Regions from separate parts of the Mus musculus genome. Here region 1 is linked to region 2. Evidence: chromatin loops called from intact Hi-C (ENCODE). Cell type or tissue: gastrocnemius. All regions are shown on one strand. Each heading gives the region's core, and the rest is flanking DNA. Links, peaks and the distances in the headings are about the cores only.

Region 1 (8,723 bases), core at 4,179-6,678, 50 kb before region 2:
TGTTTTTCTTTAAGGACTTGTAACTCTTTAGCAGTGTTCTCCTGCATTTCTTTAAGTGATTTATTAAAGTCCTTCTTGATGTCCTCTACCATCATCATGAGATATGCTTTTAAATCTAGGTCTAGGTTTTTGGGTGTGTTGGGGTGCCCTGGACTGGGCGAAGTGGGAGTGCTGGGTTCTGATGATGGTGAGTGGTCTTGGTTCCTGTTAGTAGGATTCCTACGTTTACCTTTCGCCATCTGGTAATCTCTGGAGTTAGTAGTTATAGTTGACTCTGTTTAGAGATTGTTCTTCTGGTGATTCTGTTACCGTCTCTCAGCAGACCTGGGAGACAGATTCTGTCCTCTGAGTTTCAGTGCTCAGAGCACTCTCTGCTGGCAAGCTCTCTTACAGGGAAGGTGCGCAGATATCTTGTTTTTGGACCTCCTCCTGGTCGAAGAAGAAGGCCCAAAACAGGGCCTCTCTCAGAAGCTGTGTTGCTTTGGCAGTTCCCAGAAGCTGTCAGCTTCTGTGGTGCAGACTCTCACCTGTGCAGACTAAATTCCTAAGTTCCAGGGAGTCCTGGAACCAAGATGGTGACCGCTGCTGCTGAGGCTGAGGCCGCCTCCCAAGCCAGGCAGACACCTGTCCTCTGGTCCGGATGGTGGCCGGCTGTCTGCGGCCTGCCAAGGGTGCTGCCTCAGTGGCTCTGTGCTTCCACCCTTCCCAGAAGCTGTCTGGTTCTCTGGCACACCCTCTAACCTGTTCAGACTAATTTCCTAGGTCCCGTGGAGTCCCGGAACCCAGATGGGGACCGCTGCTGCTCAACATACATCTTAAAAGAGACGTTTCTTTCTTTCTTTCTTTTTTTTTTTTTTTTTTTACTTTGCCTTGCTTTGGTCAAATCACTCTTCGAATGTCTGGACTAGAGATTAAAAATAAATTTATCTAAGGTAACCCATCAAGTTTTATTAAAAAAATAAGGTTGTTTCATTTGAAAGTTAATTTATTTTTAACTAAATAATATATTCTCTCCTGAAAGGTTTTCTTTATAATGTAAATCAAAAATTTTAGTTCATTTTAGTATATTAAAATATTCTAAATTTGAAAACTATTCTAACTAATGCTGTACTTCTGTGGGTAGAGCCTTCTAAACAAACTATATTTCCAATTTTATTTATTATTGCCCTATAATCCACTGTAGGTCATTGTAAAATCTGAGCTGTTTTCCACATTTTAACAAGCAATCTATTGTTCATGCTTATCACCTCACGATAAAGTCTGTTAATGGTATTACCCCTGTCTTCGAGACAAGAAAACCTCTTGCCTTTGTTCATTTCCCTGTATAGACAATTAGTAGATATAAAAGACAGTGTTTATGAGCAACAGTTTCTCTTCCCATTACATATCCTGAAGCATTTTATTTACTTAACAAAACAATTTGACAAATTTTGTGGCAATTATATTTTAGTAACTTTAAACTTAAATAATTCAATGTTACAGGAACAGTTAAGTCTACTTATTTATATTAGACATCAAATTTCATTAACTATTACCTATCATTCAGAAGCACACTAAGGATTTAATCAAATTAAACTAAACTATGTTATCAGAACTGCTGTACATTAACAATTTATTTTTTAAGAAACGTGGGATAAGCTTATTCTTTTCCTTTTTATATTGCTTATTTTATTTATTAACTTTTCAAATGCTCTCCTGCTTCCTGGTTTCTCCTCCTTAAACCTCTTACCCAATCCTCCCTTCCCCTAGCTTCTATGAGGGTACTCCCTGACCAAACCACCTATGCACTTCTGCCTCACTGCCCTAGCATTCCCCTACACTGGAGTGTCTGGCCTTCCCAGGACCAAGAGTCTCCTCTTCCCTTGATGCCAGATAGGACAATCCTCTGCTACATGTGTAGCTGGAGCCATGGGTACTTCCATGTGTAGTCGTTGGTTGGTGATTTAGTCCTTGGGAGCTATAGGGGGTCTGGTTGGTTGATATTGTTGTTCTTCCAATGGTGTTGCAAATCCCTTCAGCTCCTTCAGTCCTTTCCTTAGCTCTTCCATTGGGGTCCACATGTTCAGTCCTATGGCTGACTGCAAGCATCGACATTTGTAATGGGCAGGTTCTGGTGAAGCCTCTCAGGGGACAGCTATACTAGGCTCCTGTCAGCAAGGACTTCTTGGCATTAGTATCTGCGTTTAGTGTTTGAAGATGGGATGAATCCCTAGGTGAGGCAGTCTCTAGAAGCCCTTTCCTTCACTCTCTGCTCCATTCTTTGTCCCTGAATTTCCAGTAGAATCGAGCAATTCTGAGTTAATATTTTTGAGATGGGTAAGTGGCCCCATCCCTAACTGGGGGCCATGCCTAACCTCTGGCTATGATCTCTACAGGTTCTCTCTCTACGTTGTTGGGTATTTCAGTTAATGTCATCCCTGTTGGATATTGGGAGCCTCTTGCTTTCCTGGCATCTGGGACTTTCTAGTGGCTTCCTCACATTCCCAATCCCCCACTGCTACACATTTTTAATAGGGTGCTAATGAAAATGGGATACAGAGCTGAATGAAAAATTCTCAAAAACAAAAAAATCTCATCTAAAGAATCTCAAATGACCAAAAGGCACCAAAAAAAAAAAGTTCAACATCATTAGTCATCAGGGAAATGCAAATCAAAACAACCCTGAGATTCCAACTCACACCAGTCAGAATGGCTAAGATTAAAAATTCAAGTGAGAGCAGATGATGGTGAGTATGTGGAGAAAGAGGAATATTCACCCTTTGTTGATAGGATTACAAGCTAGTGCAACCACTCTGGAAAGCAGTTTGGTGGTTCCTCAGAGAATTGGACATAATATTACTGGAAGATCCAGCAATTACTCTTCTGAGCATATACCTAGAAGATGTTCTAACTTGCAATAGGGACACATTCTCCACTATGTTCATAGCAACTTTATTTATAACATCCAGAAGCTGGAAATACTGAGATGTCCCTTAACAGAGGAATGGACACAGAAAATGTGGTACATTTACACAATGATGTACTACTCAGCTATTAAAAACAATGAATTTATAAAATTTTTAGGTAAATGGATGGATCTGGAAGATATCATCCTGAGTGAGGTAAACCATTCACAAAAGAACACACATGATATGCACTCAATGATAAGTGGATATTAGCCCAGAAACTTAGAATACACAAGATACAATTTGCAAAACACATGAAACTCAAGAAGGAATACCAAATTGTGGATACTTCATTATTTCTTAGAAAGGGGAACAACATACCCATGGAAAGAGTTACAGAGACAAAGTTTGGAGCTGAGATGGAAGGAAGCAAGTACAGAATACAGGACTGAACAGATAGAAAAATATTGAAATTATCCCATACATCCTATCAAATCACCACAGACTAAGGCTGATCTTCAATAACAACATAAGTAATACAAAGCCAACATTCACTTGGAAGCTGAACAACACTCTATTCAATGATAACTTGGTCAAGTAAAAAAGAAAGATAGAAATTAAAGACTTTTTAGAGTTTAATGAAAATGAATTCACCACATGCCCAAAATTATGGGACACAATGAAAGCAGTCCTAAAAGGAAAGCTCATAGGTATGAGTGCCACGAAAAATAAAATAGAAATAGCATATACTAGCAGCTTGACAGCACACCTAAAAGCTCTAGAACAAAATGAAGCAAATTCACCCAAAAGGAGTAGACGGCAGGAAATAATCAAACTCAGGGCTGAAATCAAGCAAGTGGAAACAAAAAGAACTATACAAAGAATCAACCAACCAGGAGTTGGTTTTTTGAAAAATCAACAAGATAGATAAACTCTTAGCCAGAGTAACTAGAGGGCTCAGGGACACTATCCTGATTAACAAAATCAAAAATGAAAAGGGAGACATAACAAAAGAACTCAGGAAATCTAAAACATCATCAAATCCTACTGCAAAAGCCTATACTCAACAAAACTGGGAAATCTTGATGAAATGGACAATTTTCTAGACAGATACCAGGTAACAAAGTTAAACCATGATCAGATTAATGATCTAAACAGTCCCATATCCCCTAATGAAATAGAATCAGTCATCAATAGTCTTCCAATAAAAAAAAAAAAAAAAACCCAGGACCAGATGGGTTTAGTGCAGAGTTCTACGAGACCATTGAAGAAGATCTAATTCCAATTCTCCTCAAACTTGTTCACAAAATAGAAACTGAAGGTACTCTACCCAATTCGTTCTATGAAGCCACAATTCCTCTGATACCTAAACCACATGAATACCCAACAAAGAAAGTACTTCAGGCCAATTTCCCTCATGACTATCAGTGCAAAAATACTCAATAAACTTCTTGCAAACTTAATCTAAGAACACATCAAAATGATCATCCATCATGATTGAGTAGGCTTCATCCCAGGATTACAGCGATGGTTTAATATATGGAAATCCATCAAAGTAATCCACTATTTAAACAAACTTAACAATAAAAACCACATCATCATCTCCTTAGATGCTGAGAAAGCATTTGACAAAAATCCAATACCCCTTCATGATAAAAGTTCTGGTAATATCAGGAATTCAAGGCCCATAACTAAACATAATAAAAGCAACCTACCAGAAATCAGTAGTAGACATCAACCTAAATAAAGAGAAACTTTAAGCAATTCCACTAAAATCAGGGACTAGACTAGGCTGCCTAATTTCTCCCTACCTAATATAGTACTTTAAGTCCTATCCAGAACAATTAGACAACAAAAGGAGATCAGGAGGATCCAAATGGAAAAGGAAGAAGTCAAAATATCACTATTTGCAGATGATATTATAATATATATAAGTGGCCCTAAAAATTAAACCTGAGAACTCCTAAACCTTACATACAGCTTCAGTGCAGTACCTGGATAAAAAATTAACTCAAACAAATCAGTGGCCTTTCTCTACACAAAAAACGAACATGCTGAGAAAGAAATTAGGAAAACAACACCCTTCACAATAGTCACAAATATTATAAAATACTTTGGTGTAACTCTAACTAAGGAAGAGAAAGATCTGTATGATAAGAAATTCAAGTCTCTGAAGAAAGAAATCAAAGAAGATCTCAGAAGATGGAAAGATCTCCCATGCTCATGGATTGGCAGGATTGATATAATCAAAATGGCTATCTTGCTGAAAGCAATCTACAGATTCAATGCAATCCCCATCAAAATTTTAACTCAATTCTTCAAAGAATTTGAAAGGGCAATTTGCAAATTCATCTGGAATAACAAAAAACCTAGGATAGGAAAAACTATTCTCAACAATAAAAGAACCTCTGGTGTAATCACCATGCCTGATCTCAAACTGTACTAAAGAGCAATTGTGATTAAAAACTGCATGGTACTGTTATAGCTACAGATAGGTAAATCAATGGAATAGAATTGAAGACCCAGAAATGAACCCAAACTTCTATGGTCACTTGATCTTGGACAAAGCTAAAATCATCCAGTGGAAAAAAAAGACAGCATTTTCAACAAATGGTCCTGGCTCAACTGGCAGTTATCAAGCAGAAGAATGCGAATTGATCCATTCTTATCTCCTTGTACTAAGCTCAATTCTAAGTGGATCAAGGAACTACACATAAAACCAAAGACACTGAAACTTACAGAGTAGGAAGTGGGAAATGCCTCACAGATATGGGCAAGACACTGCCAATAAGACAAAAAGTTCACCAACAGATTGGGAAAGGATCTTTACCAATTCTAAATCTGATAGGGAACTAATATCCAATATATATAAAGAACTAAAGGAACTGGACTCCACAAAATCAAATAACCCCATTAAAATGGGGTACAGAGCTAAACAAGAATTCTCAACTTAGGAATACTAAATGGCTGAAAAGTACCTGAAACAATGCTCAACATCCTCAAAATGAAGGAAGACCAAAGTGTGGATACTTTGTTCCTTCTTAGATTGGGGAAGAAAATATCCATGGAAGGAGTTAAGGAGACAGAGTGCAGAGCAGATCCTGAAGGAACAACCATCCAGAGACTGCCCCACTTGGGGATTCAGCCCATAATCAACCAGCAAACCAAGACACTAGGCAGATGCCAACAAGAGCCTGCTGATAGGAGCCTGATATTGCTGTCTCCTGAGAGGCTTTTCCAGTGCCTGGCAAATATAGAAGTGGATGCTCACAGTCCCCAATGCACAAGGATGTATGCACAAGGTCACCAATGAAGGAGCCAGAGAAATACCCAGGGGGCTGAAGGGGACTGAAGCCCCATAGAAGGAACATCAATATGAACTAACCAGTACCCACAGAGCTTTTTGGAATTATACCACCAATCAAAGAAAAGACATGGTGGATCTTGTGGCTCTAGCTATATATGTGGCAGAGGATTGCCTAGTTGGTCATCAATAGGAGAAGAGACCCTTGTTCCTCTATGCCCCAGTATAGAGAAATGCCAGGACCAGGAATGGGAGTAGGTGGGTTGGGGAGAATCGGGGGGAGGAGGGGATAGTGGATTTTCATAGGGGAAACTAGGAAAGGGGATATCATTTGAAATGTAAATAAAGAAAATATTTAATAAAAAGCAATTTTAGAAAAAGAATGTTGGCTTTCTATTATTTATTGTGTTATTGAAGATCAGCCTTAGTCCATGGTGATCTGATAGGATGTATGAGATAATTTCAATATTTTTGTATCTGTTGAGGCCTTTTTTGTGACCAATTATATGGTCAATTTTGGAGAAGGTACCATGAGGTGTTTTAGGATAAAATGTTCTGTAGATATCTGTTAGCTCCATTTGTTTCATAACTTCTGTTATTTTCAATTTGTCTCTGTTCAGTTTCTGTTTCCAGGATCTTTCCATTGATGAGAGTATGGAGTTGAAGTTTCTCACTATTATTGTGTGAGGTGCAATGTGTGCTTTGAACTTTACTAAAGTTTCTTTAAAGAATATGACTGCCCTTGCATTTGGAGCATATTCAAAATTGAGAGTTCATCTTGGAAGATTTTACCTTTAATGAGTATGAAGTGCTCCTCCTTGTCTTTTTTGATAAATTTGCACTGGAAATCGATTTTATTCGATATTAGAATGGCTACTTCAGCTTGTTTCTTAGGACCATATGCTTGGTAAATTGTTTTCCAGCCTTTTACTCTGAGGTAGTGTCTCTGTCTCTGAGGTGGGTTTCCAATATGCAGCAAAATGTTGGGTCCTGTTTATGTAGCCAGTCTATTAGTCTGTGTCTTTTTATTTGGGAATTGAGTCCAATGACATTAAGATATATTAAGGAAAACTAATTGATGCTTCCTGTTATTTTTGTTGTTAGAGTTAGGATTCTGCTCTTGTGGCTATCTTTTTTATTAGGTTTATTGAAGGATTACTTTCTCGCTTTTTCCAGGGCATAATTTCCCTCCTTCTCCTGGAGTTTTCCCTTTATTATCATTTGAAGGGCTGGATTCATGGAAAGATGTTGTGTGAATTTGGTTTTTCGTGGAATGTTTTGGTTTCTCCCTCTATGGTAATGGAGAGTTTTTCTGGGTAAAATAGCCTGGGCTGGCATTTGAGTTCTCTTATGTTCTGTATAACATCTTTCCAGGATCTTCTGGCTTTCATAGTCTCTGGTGAGAAGTTTGGTGTAATTCTAATAGATCTACCTTTATATATTACTTGACCTTTTTCCCTTACAGCTTTTAATATTCTATCTTTATTTAGTGAATTTGTTGTTCTGATTATTATATGTCAGGAGGAATTTCTTTTCTGGTTCAGTCTATTTGGAGTTAGGTAGGCTTCTTGTATGTTCATGGGCATCTCTTTCTTTAGATTAGGGAAGTTTTCTTCTATAATTTGTTGTTACTGGCCTTGTAAGTTGAAAATCTTCAGTCTCATCTATTTCTATTATCCTTAGGTTTGGTCTTTTCATTGTGTCATAAATTTCCTGTATGATTTGAGTTAGATCTTTTTGCATTTTCTTTGATTGCTGTGTCCATGTTTTCTATGGAATCTTCTGCACCTGAGATTCTCTCTTAAATCTCTTGTATTCTGTTGCTGATGCTCACATCTAAGGTTCCTGATTTCTTTCCTAGGATTTCTATTTCCAGAGTTGTTTCCTTTGGGCTTTCTTTATTGTTTCTACTTCCATTTTAGATTTTGGATCGTTTTGTTCAATTTCTTCTCCTGTTTGGTTTTGATTTCCTTTAATTCTTTAAGGGATTTTTTGTTTTTCTACTTTAAGGACTTCTATCTGTTTAGTAGTGTTCTCCTGTATTTCTTTAAGTGAGTTATTAATGCTCTTCTTATAATCCTTTACCTGCATCAAGAAATATGATTTTAAATCCAAATCTTGCTTTTCAGGTATGGGGATATCCAGGACTCACTGTGTTGGGAGTACTGGGTACTGATGATGCTGAGTGGTCTTGACTTCTGTTAGTAAGATTCTTATATTTGCCTTTTGCCATCTGGTAATCTCTGGAGTTAGATGTTCTAGCTGTCTCTGACTTGAGCTTGTTCCTCCTGTGATTATGTTAGCCTCTCTCAGCACTCCTGAGAGTCCAACTCTCTCCTGAGTCCCAGTGGGCAGAGCACTCTCTGCAGCCAGGTCTCCTCTTGTAGGGAAGGTGCACAGAGATCTGGATTGCAGCTCTCTCTCCAGGCTGAAGATGAAGGTCTGAAGTGTCCCTGTCCAAGACGTTCTGTTGCTTCTGTGGCCTGTGAGCTCTCCTGTGTGGATTGGTCTCTGAGAGACCCGGATACAGGATG
Region 2 (8,723 bases), core at 3,358-5,857:
GCATCAAGGAAGATGACCATGTGATTTTTTTTCTTTGAGTTTGTTTATATAGTGGATTACATTAATGGAATTTTGCATATTAAACCAACCTTGTATCGTGAGATGAAGCCTACTTGATCATGGTGAATGATGGTTTTGATGTGTAGTTGGATTTGTTTTAGGATGAAATATCCTCTATATATCTGTTAAAACCATTTGGTTCATAACTTCTCTTAGTTTCACTGTGTCTCTGCTTAGATTCTGTTTTAGTGAGCTGCCCATTGGTGAGAGTGGGGCGTTTAAATCTCCTGATATTATTGTGTGGAGTCAATGTGTGTTTTGAGTTTTAGTAAAGTTGCTTTTATGAATTTCGGTGCTTTTGCATTTGGGGCATAGATGTTTACAATTAAGACTTTCTCTTGGTGGATTATTGCCTTGCTGAATATGAAGTGTCCTCCATCATGCTTGATAACTTTTGGTTAAAATCTAATTTATTGGATATTAGAATGGCAACTCCTGATTGTTTCCAGGGATCATTTACTTGGAAGAACATTTTTCATCTTTTTACTCTGAGATAGTGTGTCTTTTTTGTTGAGATGTGTTTCTTGTGAGCAGCAAAATGCTGGATCTCATTTGCATATGCAGTCTGTTAGCTTATATTTTTTATAGGTGAGTTGTGTCCATTAATATTGAGAGTTATTAAAAAGATGACTGTTGGTTCCTGATATGCTTGTTTTTGTAGGTGGCTATATGTGCTTGTGGCTCTCTACTTTTGACTTTGTTGTGAGATGATTTCTATCTTTTCCTTTCTTTGGTGCATGTATCTTTCTTGTGTTGGAGTTTTCCTTCCAGGATCCTCTCCAGGCCTGAGTTGGTGGATAGATACTGTCTGTTTTTGGGTTTGTCCTGGAATATTTTGGTTCCTCCATCTATGCTGATTGAGAGTTTTGCTCTATATAGTAGCCTGGGCTACCATTTCTGTTCTCTTAGAGTCTGCATCATGTCTGGTGAATCTCTTCTAGCTTTCATAGACTCTGTTGAGAAGTCTGGTGTAATTCTAATGGGTCTACCTTGTTACTTGGCCTTTTTCCCCTGCAGCTTTTAATATTCTTTCTTTGCTCTGTGCATTTAGTGTTTTGATAATTATGTGAAGATATCTTCTTTTCTGATCCCATTTATTCCATGTTCTATAAGCTTCTTGTACCTTTATGCCCATATCTTTCTTAGGTTGGGGAACTTTTCTTCTAGGATTTTGTTGAAGACATTTTCAAGTCCTTTGACCTGGTAATCTTTGTTCTCCTCTATTCTAAATATCCTTAGATTTGGTATTTTCATTGTGTCCTGAATTTCCTGGATGCTTTGGGTTAGGAGTTTTTTTATGATTTGAACTTTAACAGTTGTGTCAATCTCTTCTACCATATCTATTATACCCGAGATTCTCTTTTATCTCGTATATTTTGTTGGTAATATTTACATCTGTAATTCCCATCTTCTTTCCTAGGTTCTCCATTTCCAAGTTTGCCTCAATCTATGCTTTCCTTATTTTTTCTACTTCCACTTTTAAGTTTTAGATCAGTTTATTCAATTCCTTCACCTGTTTACCTGTGTTTTTCTGTATTTCTTTCAGTGAGTTATTGATATCCTCCTTAAAGGACTCTATTATCTCCATGATATAGGACTTTATGTCAGCTTCCTGATTTTCAGGTGTATTGGCATATTCAGAGCTTTCTGTGGTGGGAGAACTGGGTTCTGATGATGCTCATGTATCTTGGCTTCTTTTGCTTATGGTCTTGTGCTTGTCTTTTGCCATCTGGATATCCCTTTTGTTTGTTGATCTGGGTGACTCTACAGTGTCTGCCTCTTTTGTCCTTGGGTTGATTCATTTCTCCTGTAGGGCTGTGGCCCTGGCTGTATCAGCCCACCTGTGGGACCTTCCAATTGGGGGCTCTTTACAGAGGCAGAGAAGCTGCTGATCTGTTTCCCTGGCTGCAGTAGGTCTCCAGGGAGGCCTTCAGACTGTTAGGTCTTCAGTGGAATAATCAGGCTGTTGTCCAACTGTGCTTAGTGCACCCAATCCTCAACTTCTCTGAGAACATTGGATCCTCAACTGCTCTGGGTCCTCTACTATTCAATCATTCTGAGTGCAGCGGGTTCAACTGATCTGAGTGTAGCAGGTCCTCTAGAATGGTTGGGATATGGAGTCTTCATGGGAGTAGACCAAATTAGGGGTCTGCCCCAGCAGCAAGAAACAGGCAGAAGGGGTGGAAGCGATAGAAGGAAGGGGAGTGGTGTTTGGGAGGGTGGGGGTTTTGGTGGGTGATGTTTCTGTGTCCACCAGGTTCCCAGTAGCAGCTCTGGGACTTGAGAGGGGGATTCTTAGCAACTGCTCTGAGTGCAGCAAGTCCTCTAGGATGTTTCAGGATGTGGAGTTTTCATGGGATCAGACCAACTAGGAGTCTGCTCCAGCCTGTACTTTAATCTCAAAGAGGCATTTTTTTTTCAATTCAGAGATTATTGTCTGAAATGACTCTAACTTGTATCAAATTGAAACAAAAATAAGGAAAATATTAGGATATATCAGTAGCTATGTAGATATGATTTAAACTAAAGTATCTTAAGATGTTAAAACCACATAATGTCAATGTGTTTTAATTGAATTATTATTTTTAAAATGGATTATTTTAGGGTGATTAAAAAGAAACAAACAAACAAACAAACAAAAAAGAACTAAACCAGTTATAATGAAAATGTTTTGCTAAAAAAGAAGGCATAATATATGCCACATATCAATATATATTTTGTATATTTATTCATGTATACAAATATGTGTTTATAGATCTGTAAGAAAGCCTCATATCTAAGGAATATGTTAATTTATGGTTATCACTCTGAACAAGTAGAGTCTTAAGTTATACTGTCACTATTTCTTCACTTAAAGCTTTAGAAAACTACATTCAACACAAACAATATAGCATGACAAAATATAGATAATGCTTTTTAAATTACATAATTATACTATTTTAGTTTTATATATTGAAAAGTCTCATATTTAATTTTTGCCAAATTTAATCAAAGCAAACAAACTTGGAAAGAAGAAATCTCAATTAAAGAATTGTTTCTATTATATTACCATTGGTGTAATCACTTGTGGCATTATCTTGATTAATGATGAATGTGGAAAGGTCAAGGCACAGAGTTTGCTGCTACCTGAGGCAAGTAAGCTTGAGCCTTATAAGGAAGATTCCTCCTGAAGCCAGTGAGTACTGTTCCTTTCTGTTTGAGATCCAGCTTCCATACTTGAGTTCCTGCCTTGGCGTCTCTTATGATGTACTATAATATGAAGCCAAATAAATACTTCCCTATCCCATTTGCTTTTTGTAATTAGGTATTTATTTCATTTACATTTTCAATGTTATCCCAAAAGTCCCCCACACGCTCCCCCACCCTCTCTCCCACACACCCACTCCCACTTCTTGGCCCTGGCATTCCCCATGTACTGGGGCATATAAAGTTTGCATGACCAATGGACCTCTCTTTCCACTGATGGCTGACTAGGCAAACTTCTGATACATATGCAGCTAGAGACATGAGCTCCGGGGGGTACTGGTTAGTTCATAATGTTGTTCCACCTATAGGGTTGCAGACCCCTTTAGCTGTTTGGGTACTTTCCTAGCTACTCCATTGGGGACCCTGTGATCCACCCAATAGCTGACTGTGAGCATCCTCTTCTGTGTTTGCTAGGCCCCGGCATAGCCTCATAAGAGACAGCTATATCTGGGTCCTCTCAGCAAAATCTTGCCAGTGTATGCAATAGTGTTAACTTTTGGAAACTGATTATGGGATACGGCAGTCTCTATATGGTCCATCCTTTCGTCTCAGCTCCAAACTTTGACTCTGTAACTCCTTCCATGGGTGTTTTGTTCCCAAATCTAAGAAGGGGAAAAGTGTCCACACTTTGGTCTTCGTTCTTCTTGAGTTTCATGTGTTTTGCAAATTCTATCTTATATCTTGGGTATTCTTTATCACAGCAACAGAATAGCATACTAGGTAAGGGGATTTTTGTTTATGTTTATGTAAGCTATACTGTAGTATTTTGTTTCATGATATATGATTAATATTTACTAATTTAGAGTGATAGATTAGATAATATTTATTTTCAGGAAAAGAAAAATGAAGTATTTACTTATTTATATACATAGGCATCATGTTTGCCTCATGAAATCTCATGTGTGTATATTTATATGTTTTTATGCACACATCAAGAGTTAATTTCAGAAGCAGATGAGCACATTTATCTACATTCTCTGACATACTGGTGCTTAATTTCCCTACTAAGGAAAGATACTTAGCAGTTAGATATGGCAACAATTTCATGAAGGTCTATTAATGCCACTTGGGGCAATTCTCATGCATTCCAATACAAATTCAGAAGATTGGCAATGTTACCATTCTTCCTAATATAAATATCATGATTCAAGTATTAATGTGCATTAACAGTGCATTTTAATGGTTTATTAGTCTTGTTGCTGATCTGTTTTGAGAAGCCTCATCAGTAAGGAAGTCTAAAACCAAATTCCTTATTTGGAGTGGAAAAAAAAAAACAAAATAAAACAACAGCAAGAACAAGAACCACAACAACAACAACAACAAAAATCCTCTCTGTGCTGAAGTAACATGCTGCACTGTTAACAGCCACAGCCAGGTCTGAGGATTACAGCAACTCAAATAAATTAATTAGTAAAACTATCAATTAATTTGCAGCCCATTTATCAGAAAAGCTTAATGACTCTGACACAAGCTCATATCTCATTTCACAACCTGCTGTACCACCCCTGCTCCCTGCAGCTGTTCCTTCATGTTCTGTGGAACACCAGCATGCCTACAAAATGCCTGCCAGAATCAGTGTCCCCAGGTCCTCCACACTTCTGGGGCGGGAGCCTGGTCGAGATCTGGGCCAGCTGATACATTTGCCATGCCAGACAGTATTTTCTCTGCCCAGTACTTTGGGCCTTATTACATGATAGTAACAGATGGTTCCCTACTCTCACATGATTTGCAAATCTCAAAGAAGAAAAAAAAAATGAAAGTTCTATTGCTGTCATTTCATTTTTCATATTGACAGAAGGTGAGACTCGGAGGAAGAGAGAGGTCCAGGGAACACGTGTGAACTGCAGTGAAAAATGACAGAACATCAATCCACACATCTTTTTATGTAAAAGGAATGGTGGATGAGGCATTCTCACCTATGATTCAGTTAGTCTCTATTTCATAGCCCATTGTAGCTTTTTTTATCAAAGCCAGCACACATATGAATATGAAGAGGATCTGTCCTTTTTTTTTTAATTAGTTCACTTTCCTTAGAAAGGAATAAACTAAGTCAATCTTAAACTTTAACTCTATTTATTTCTTCACTCAAAGGTATGCACTTTTTCTATTTGTACCACACCGATTCTCTTTCTTCTCTTTCATGAGATTTTAGAAAAGCCCAAGTCTTACATGTAAACTCTTAGTAGAACCACAACCTATAATATTAATTTCACATTGTATTTGTTTTTACCAGGTGCTTCCACTATACAGCTCCTGAGGAACTGCAAATTCCATATTAAAAGTCAAACATAGCTGTTAAGAAGAACTGACTGTGAAAATCATCCTGCAAATTCACTAGTTAGAAAGAAAAGTTATAATTTTGCTTTCAAGAAATTCTTTAATATTCTGAGATTATATGCTTCAAGAGAAAGTCAATATATTTTTCTAATAATAGGTAAATGTGAGCAATAAAAATAAATGAAATTTACAAACACTTGTAACTCAGGAGGAATGATATTGTATACACATGTATATGTAGTGTGTGTTTGTGTGTACATGTATGTTCACATAAGAGACAAAGAGAAAATGAAAACAATAAAATCATTTTAGTACAATACAGAAAGTTTATTAAAGTGTATTAAAGTGTATTAAAGTGTATTAAAGCCACCAGGCAAAGGAAAGAAGAGAGGTCATGCTTTTGTCAGTTCGAACCAGAAAATAAGATGCAAATGTTAAGGAAAAGTAGAAAGGTCTCTCAACAGAGAAATATTCAGTCTTAAAAGCAATGATACATGTATTTCATACACAAACACATAGACATTCATACACACACACAAGAAGTATTCCTTCCTGACAATGATTCTTAGACTATAATTCCAAATACCATTTCCAATAGCCATAATAATCTGATACATGCAGTCCAGGTGATAAGTGGTTTCATCTGATTCAAATAAAGAATGATAACACATTAAATTATGACAACATTTTAATAAACTCTCTTTTTCTGAGCAAACTTGTATCCTGTTCTTAGAATGACATATTATGAATCCTCATTCTGCTCAGTAGCAATCATTTCTTTGTATGTAAGTGCTAATCAAAGAACACTGTGCAGAATTCTCAGTGGTAACAATTTGAAAGGAGAAACCATCAGGAGGGATGATTTCAAAGAATGTACTCAGAACCTGAGAACTATGTGTATCTGAGACACTGATGATAAAACACTTACTGTAGGAAATGTAAATATGGCCTGAAAGGATTTAGTTCCTCTGAGTGTTCAACCAGAATGTCTCTCAATATGATACATGAAAAACTGTTTTATACTAAGGGAAGTCTATGTCAACAAGATTCGGCTCTAGTCAAGAATGAATCAAAATTTAAAGAGTTGGAGGAAGGAAAAAATAGCTAACTTTTAGTCAATTCAAGGTACAAAGCTCTTTGTTATAAAGTTCTTTGTTACAAGGAATGTAATTTTGGAGTTCTGTATGTGGCCCTTTCATATGTTAACACAGAAAACATTCAGGAAAGCAATGTAGGTCTTATTTAAAAGGATGATTCCTTGCAGCAGTCAAAGATTGAGGGTAGTTTTTGAATTGTTTATTTTTACTGAACAACCTAAGATAAAATTTAACCTCATTGGAATTCTATCATTTGAAATCCTATCTGTTCAGTTCATTGTTGTCTCCTTCATACAGAGACCACTGTCTGTCTTAAAATTAGATTTCAATATACTTTTAGTAGACAAGGAATAGATATAATAAAAGTAAATAAAACTCAGAAAAAGGAAGACACAGGAAAATACAAAATATAGGCAGTCTGGAGTCAGAGTTCAAGGAGAAAATGCTCAATAGATATCTGAAGATACTGAACTGTTGTCAAAGGAAGAGAACTTCTCCCTTCAGATTTCCCATGGTGAAGAATCAAGAAACTTTAAGATAAGATTTACATTTAAGAAAGATTTTAAGATACATTTTATTTGCTATAGCATTTTGCATTTTAAATGTGGCTTTTATAGTTAAGATACAAATGTCTCTTTAAAAAAATTTACCATTAGATACATTTGTTGATGTATCTAAAGTGTAACCAAAGAACTAGTCTTCAAAGTGGTCAACTCTGCCATTGTGTTTTAAGTGTTAAAAATTTGAACTGAATGAAACCATGAGATATTTTTATCTTCCAAGCTATAATTTATTCTTGATAATCATGGATCAAAGTATCATCAATATCTGCTATTTTGCAGCATTTTCTATACTTTGAAGTATATCACAAACAAATCATTTGATCATCACACATTGCAAGGACATTTTGATTATAAATTACTTCACAACTCATGTAGCCAAAGGCAAATTATATTTTCATAGTCTTATTGATAGCAATCAAGGATTTTAAGAAAAACTCTGTTTCAAGACAAAATATCTGATGAAATTTGTATAGAATTCTTAATTCAACCATATGACTGCTCTTCAAGGGATCATATCTAAAAATCTAGGTCTGTGTAATCTCGAGAGAATGCAGACACACCACACATCTTTAATCCTTCTGGCTAGACTACAGATATGACCTTAGTAAACACCATTTTAAATTAGCATTAGCTTTTAGAAGGAAGCAGCCATGTTTGAACTTGACATCTAATTCAGGGGCAGAGAAATTGAATCAGACAAAGATTTGATAGAATAAGTCAGAGACAGGATACAACCAACTCTCAGGAGAATATCACAGGAAATCAAAACTGATAGAAGCAGTCATTTGGAGTCAGTGCCGTGAGTCAGTGGAGCTGACTTTGTGAGTTCAGTGCTGGTCAGCAAAAGCAGGTGAAGCCAGAGAATAAGAAGGAGCCAGAAGATTAAAGAAAATTTCAAGAGTGGTTTTGAGGCCAAGCAGAGCAATTCAGTGAGAGAGAAATCAGATTGAATCAGTCAGCTGGGAGAAGAATTTGAGCCAGAACACTTAAGCTGAACCAGCCTGCCAAAGTGCATACAGAACTAGAAAAGGTGAACTTATTTAACAATATGCCCCTGAGACAACAATTACATCAGGTAAATAAAACTTATATTTACAAAAGTTGAAAGCCATTCTTCTGCACACAGGAAGGACAGGGTAATTTTTACCTAAAACATGTCTTCCATATGTTTCTGAGCATCATGCAAAAGATCTGACATTGTAGTTGCTGTTTAGAAAACATCTGTTGAATCTCTAATGACAAACTGAAAAAATAACAATGTTTGCTATTTTTATGAAATTCTTAGGCAAATGGATGGATCTAGAAGATATTATCCTCAGTGAGGTAACCCAATCACAAAAGAACTCACATGATATTCACTCACTGATATTAGGATATTAGCCCAGATACTTAGAATACCCAAGATACAATTTGCAAAACACATGAAACTCAAGAAGAAGGAAAACCAAACTATGGATACTTTGTTCTTCCTTAGAATGGG

What was found. Hi-C counts contacts between places; a loop is a spot of excess contacts. Peaks named below come from ENCODE experiments on the same cell type or tissue, not always from the same donor. Only the 100,000 strongest peaks of a DNase experiment are listed, where the experiment ranks them.
Region 1: a loop joins it to region 2, with 2.0 times the contacts of the local background. A loop is called at or near these places in 6 of 42 quality-filtered maps.

Annotation. Positions count from the first base shown.
Region 1 is chr2:98,401,508-98,410,230 of GRCm38, reverse strand. No RefSeq gene overlaps it. Among named protein-coding and RNA genes, the nearest start is that of Gm33780, 300 kb to the left of the region's middle. In gastrocnemius, for the core only: no CTCF peak of the experiment used is centred there; no DNase peak of the experiment used is centred there.
Region 2 is chr2:98,350,576-98,359,298 of GRCm38, reverse strand. No RefSeq gene overlaps it. Among named protein-coding and RNA genes, the nearest start is that of Gm33780, 360 kb to the left of the region's middle. In gastrocnemius, for the core only: no CTCF peak of the experiment used is centred there; a DNase peak (open chromatin) is centred at 4,903.